Linked DNA regions of Homo sapiens: region 2 is linked to region 1. The links are chromatin contacts, found by Hi-C or POLR2A ChIA-PET in ENCODE. All regions are on one chromosome and are shown on one strand. The core of a region is the stretch at or near the end of the contact, and the rest is flanking DNA. Distances in the headings are between cores, read along the strand shown. Region 1 holds the start of FAM13B-AS1 (FAM13B antisense RNA 1). Region 2 has its middle 39 kb from the start of MYOT.

The links. A loop is a pair of places that touch in the nucleus more often than their neighbours do. ChIA-PET counts read pairs that join two places held with the same protein, here RNA polymerase II (POLR2A). Pooled maps may share reads with other maps.
Region 2: a map of ascending aorta shows a loop between it and region 1 (2.5-fold over the local background). The contact joins the enhancer-like site here to the promoter of FAM13B-AS1 in region 1. A Hi-C loop is called at or near these places in 3 of 168 maps with a recorded cell type or tissue (ascending aorta, chondrocyte and prostate gland) and 6 of 50 pooled maps. POLR2A ChIA-PET finds 5 or more read pairs at or near these places in 3 of 52 experiments (MCF 10A, PC-9 and RWPE1).

The regions. Positions count from the first base shown.
Region 1 is chr5:138,031,386-138,034,107 of GRCh38, forward strand. It overlaps FAM13B-AS1 (FAM13B antisense RNA 1), which reads left to right and starts at 1,389. Exons shown (of 2, transcript NR_037900.2): 1 at 1,389-1,567. FAM13B (family with sequence similarity 13 member B) reads right to left here and starts at 1,694. Exons shown (of 24, transcript NM_001385994.1): 1 at 1,397-1,694. LOC124901077 (a long non-coding RNA gene) reads left to right here and starts at 1,754. Exons shown (of 2, transcript XR_007058952.1): 1 at 1,754-1,866; 2 at 2,110-2,722. RefSeq lists enhancers at 723-782, 883-1,766 and silencers at 1,273-1,342, 1,353-1,402.
Region 2 is chr5:137,827,039-137,829,760 of GRCh38, forward strand. No RefSeq gene overlaps it. Among named protein-coding and RNA genes, the nearest start is that of MYOT, 39 kb to the right of the region's middle. Within about 2 kb of position 1,398, at least 4 of the 41 ENCODE cell types and tissues checked have a DNase peak (open chromatin) inside an H3K27ac peak, as active enhancers do; they include ascending aorta, where a contact is called at or near this core.

The DNA of each region.
Region 1 (2,722 bases), core at 139-2,638:
GATTAAAAAAGTAAGAAGGGGGCAAGGCACGGTGACTCACGCCTGTAATCCCAGAACTCTGGGAGGCTGAGGCAGGCGGATCACTTGAGGTCAGTTCAAGACCAGCCTGGCCAACTTAGTGAAATCTGATCTCTACCAAAAATACAAAAATTAGTCAGGCGTGGTGGCGGGCGCCTGTAGTCCCAGCTACTCAGGAGGCTGAGGCAGGAGAATCGCTTGAATCCGGGAGGAGGAGGTTGCAGTGAACCGAGATCGCTCCACTGCACTCCAGCCTGTACGACAGAGCGAAACTGTCTCAAGGAAAAAAAAAAAAAAGTAAGAAGGCGCTCCCAATGGATATACAAATAATTATCAGTCCATTCAATTCCATCAACAAGCACTTAGTAAATGCACAGTACCTGTGAGAAAACCAGGCCAACAAGCATTTCAAGGTTACCAAAAAAGGAAGGTTGAAAATAGCCTCACACTAACCCAGCTCTAAAAAGACAAATAATTCAAAACCACCCTTTAATGTCTGTCTCTCTAAACAGGTGCACCCCAGTTAATGTTAATAGTCTGCATTACTACTGGTAATGATTCTGGCTACCATTTTAGATTATCAGATCCTTCAAAGTAAATGCCCAACTTTTTTCACTGATTAGAAGGCGAAACGGGGAACCAAATGAAATAATCCACCGTCTTTCTAAAAGTCAGTTTGATTTTAACTGATTACAAACAAAAAGGGCTTAACAGTTTCCCACTGCGCAAATGTGCCAACCGATTCCTACAACCTCATCTAGGAAACCAGGCGTGCCACGCGAACCCTAATGCTATACAAAGTGTCCCCCTCCAGCCTGGCCTATGCAGAGCGCATTCTAGACAAGGCCCCAGTGCACCAACAGCCCAATTTTGGCTATATTCTCTGAGCGATTTAAGGAAGTCCGCAACCACTCATCTCACGTGACCTTAAAAAGGGGCGCAGTTGAGCCCAGAATAAAACACACTCCTTTTTCTTCTACATCAACTTCACTGCCCAGCATGAAGGAAGTGGGCGGGGAAGAGGCGCAGCGCCAGCGGGCAGGAGAGGTCAGCAAAGAAACGTGGGGTGTCGCGCCATCTACTCTGGAGGGGCTGGAGGTGAGGGGCACGCCCGCTCAACTGCACTGCAGCCGCTGCAAATCCAAGGCTGCCACACCCCCCGGCAGCCAGGGACACGGCTTCATCTTCCTCTTTCTCCAGCGGAAAGGGGGCCCTCTCCACGGAACGCCCCACCTGCTAGAGTCCTCCACATCCCGAAACGCAACGCCCGAGAGCAGGCGCGGGTGGCAGGCGGCGCTGGGGGGCAACAGGAGGGGAAGGGCCGCGGCGACCTGCAACCCGCGCATGCGCAGATCCGGGTACCCGCCCGTTTACCTACCGTTGGAACCGCGATGCCCCGTTCCCTGGCCGCGGCCGCTTCTCCAGGACCCGCGGCGACGGCAAGAGGGCGAGAACTGAGGCCCCAAGTGGCTCCGCGGCCGAGAAGCCTCTTCCTGGGGCGGCCGCTGACGGGAGGTTAAAGCTACGGCTGTGGCGCGGGGCCAGCCCGGTAAGCGACCCCCCGGATACCCCCGGCGGTGGTGGCGACGCAGACGCGGAACAGGGGGAGAGAGTGGCGACAGAGGCGGCGGCTGAGGTGCAGAGCCTCCCTAACGGCGAGCGGGAGGAGAGCGGCTGGCGGGCGGAGGCCGGGCCGGACGTGACGTGCGTGGGAGGGGGCGGGGCAGGCCGCTGGTGGGGGCGGGGCGGCGAGGGTCCCCACCCCCACAGCATTCCGGGCAGCGGCCCTGTGTCCTGCAAGCTTGAGGACCGCGGTTCCTCTCCCACCAATTGGGGTCCTGAATTAGGGTGCGAGCAGCCAGGCGCCATCCCGGGGCGGGTTGTGGGGTCCTCGGTATGGGGAGGTTGGGAAACAGAGAGGACACTGGGGAGAGGAAAGATAAAGGGAAAATCCGGAACACAGAGATCGCTTCTGGTCTCTGCGGAGGAAGCCAGGCCCCCAGGGCGCCCATATCCAGGTGAGGAGCACAGAGACCTGAACCGAAAACCGCTGGGGGAGACCTAAGCGGTGACTTCGGTTCCCATTCCCAGAGATGTGAGTTAGATCCGGGACCACGGGGCTGCACCTGCGTCCTGCCCGCCCCCACCCTACCCCTTCACCTCAGGACCTGACCTAGACTCCAGAGAGAACAGTAAGGCTTCGGTGCCTTAGTCTGGGACTGTGGAAGTCGATAGGCTGCGGGCTTACAGGGAGCTTCGTATACTAAAATCAGCCAGCTGCGGAGGCAGAGCTGAAAGGAGGCAGAAAGAATGAGCTCTCTGAACTTGCATGGCTACCCAGACCATCCCTACAACTCCCTTGAACTCACAAGGGTATGAATATTCAGCCAATCTCTTCTTTGTTATAGTCTGTTAAGGGCTTTGAGATCTTCCATTTGGACTCCTTGACAGCCGGTAGATCAACACCTGCACAAAAAATAGCAGCCACCACAATTCAGTTGTCCCTTACCTACCTGAGCTGGAAGTTAGTAACTTGGAAAATGTAAAACAAGAACCCTCATAGAACTTGGGACAAGATTTGAAAAAAATAAAGTTACCCTATGAAATGATCTGTAAATGGGCTACAGAGGCCACAGTGTCTCCCACATTTCATCAGAGAGAGTAAACCATGTGTAACCTAAGTGTCACATACCCAGTTAATGCT
Region 2 (2,722 bases), core at 148-2,647, 200 kb before region 1:
AATCAATGATTGCTACTATAAAATCACAAAAAGAAGAGATAACCAGACACTTTGTGCCTCCTGATAGAGAAACACAACCCAACATCACCTGTGAAGTTGTCTTTCAAAATAAAAAATCAAACCTGAATCTGATCAAGCCTCTAGATCCAACAATCAATTTATAGGAAATACAGAAGACAGAAGAGAAGAACATCTTAAACTACACCACAGGGATACAATCAACAAAATCAAAACTGCAGGAAACTCTACAGGACAAACAACTAGTTTTTTCAACAATCACAAGAATATAAAAATGCTGGAGGGAAAGCTATAGATTGAAAGAGACTAGAAGATACATCTATTGTAATGTGTGAACCTTATTTGGATCCTGATTCAAGCAAGCCAACTGCAAGAAAAAACTGTGACATTTAGGAGACAACTGGAAATCTGAACGCAGACTAGATCATTGATGGTATTTAGGAGTTATTACTAATTTTTAGGTGTGATTATGGTATTATATTTTTCACAAAAATCACCTCTTAGAGAAATATTTTGATTATATTATAGACAAAATATTTTGCTATTTGCTTCAAAATAATATGGTAGGGGGCAAGACAGTAGGGGTACAGATGAAATAAGATTGATCATGAATACATGATTGTAGGAACTAGGTGATATATATAGACATATAGATATACATATATTTGAAATTTTCTGTTATAAATAAGTTTTAAAAATTTAAAGAGTCATAAAATTGAGACATGGGTTCTAAAGCTGGCTCTAACATCATTTTCCTCCATGCCTATGGACTAATCACTTCTCTCTAGGCCTCAGTTTTCTCCATAAATTATGAAACATAAAACGCATTCCAATATTAATTACACTTTCCACCATATCCACTCATTAGCTATGTGACATGGGAAAGTTACTTAATCTTTTTAAGCTTCAGTTTCCTTATTTGTAAAAGGTGATGAAAATAGTAGCTAATTTTTAGGACTGCTGGTGGGTTAAACTGGATGCTGCATGTTAGAGCTCTCATCACAGTGCCTGGCACTAAGCACTTAATAAATAATATCTATCATTATTATCTCTTGCTGCACTAAGAAATAACAATAAAGAATTCTATACTTTTTTTAAAAAAAAATGAGAGGCCTCTATAGTTTAGCCCTTCCTTCCTCCATATCTCCTTTCTTTGGGACAAAAGCAAGAAAATCTGAAACTTCCCCTCTAAAAGTCTGTGGAACAACATGCCCAATAGCACAAGACAGGGTAGGGTTTGGCTCTCCTTCCTAGTGAGAGTCATTGCTGCGGGTCTGGAAAAAACGGAGGTGCTACTTTAGTCATTTTCAGAATATAGTATGCAGCTGTTCTCCTGGAATGCCACACATCCTGAAGTTGCTCCAAGGGCTAAAAACAGAGCTTAGGCGATCAGCCCAATGCAGCCAAGCTCATTCTTTTCAAGGTGGCCCCATTTCAAATAAAATGGGCACTCTGTATGTAACTCCTTTTCTAACTAAGAGTTGGTCTTCCTCACCAGACTGTGAGCCCTTTGAGGGCAAAGCTAGTTGATCTTTCTAGCTTATGCTCCCTAGCAAAGCACCTGGGACAGAGCAGGTACTCAATGCATGCTAGTTGAATGAAGGAATTAATGGCCTATTCTTTTATTTTATTTGGGTTGGAGTAGGAGTGGAAAAAGAACAATGATAACGAAGAACCAATATTGGAGGGATCTCTCTAACAATTTTTTCAGGGAGTGCAACTTGTTCACAACTTTCCCAAATACACCCTGAATATTTTTCCTTCTGAGCCTATACTCATACTCATTCCCTCCACCTGTTAATATCTTTCTCTTACTCTCCTTCTCTCACTTCACTCTTGCTGTCACTCTTTCACTCTTAATATCTACATCCTTCAAGACTTGGTTCCTCTTCCATGAAACTTTTCTCAACAACTGTTGCTGAAAGGACTCTCTTCATCTTGATTTCCTATAACACTTTATCTTTAGCTTTAGACACTCATAATGTTCTGTCATATGCAGTGGTCAGTTTTATGTTTCATAATTTTTGTGGGATTGAAGGCAAGGTCCTCTCTCAATTTCTGAGGCACTCAGCATAGCACTTTGTATAAATCAGACATGTGGTAAGAGTTCAGTGCATGTACTGTCTAAACTTGGAAGAGTAAGAAATATAATCATTCAACCCAATTTAAAGTAGAAAACAACTGAGCCTTAAAAAGTATGTTTCATCCCTAAGATCTTTTTTTCTAAAAAAGTTAACACAGGAGCCAGGCATGGTGGCACATGCCTGTAGTCCCAGCTACTCAGGAGGCTGAGGCAGGAGGACTGCTTAATTAAGTCCAGGAGTTCAAGGCTGTAGTATGCTGTGATTATACCCATGAATAGCCACTGCCACTGCACTCCAGCCTGGGCAACATAGTGAGACCCTGTCTCGAAAAAAAAAAAAGTTAACACATTGTTTTGGAAGTTTTGCTACCCTATTATTCTGTTTGATTAGGCAATATCCTCTTCTGGAAACCTAAGGGAAAACTGTTGTTAGGCATATATATCCTCTAACCAAGTGAATTTAAAAGAAAAATCAAAACATTAAAAATAATAATTTATATTTTCTTCAAATTTGGAGATAAGACAGGCTGGGCATCAAAAAACTAAGACTGAGAATCACTAGATAATTGTAGAACTGTATCTAAGCCCTTGGCTTTTCCCAACACTATCCTCCCCAAACTA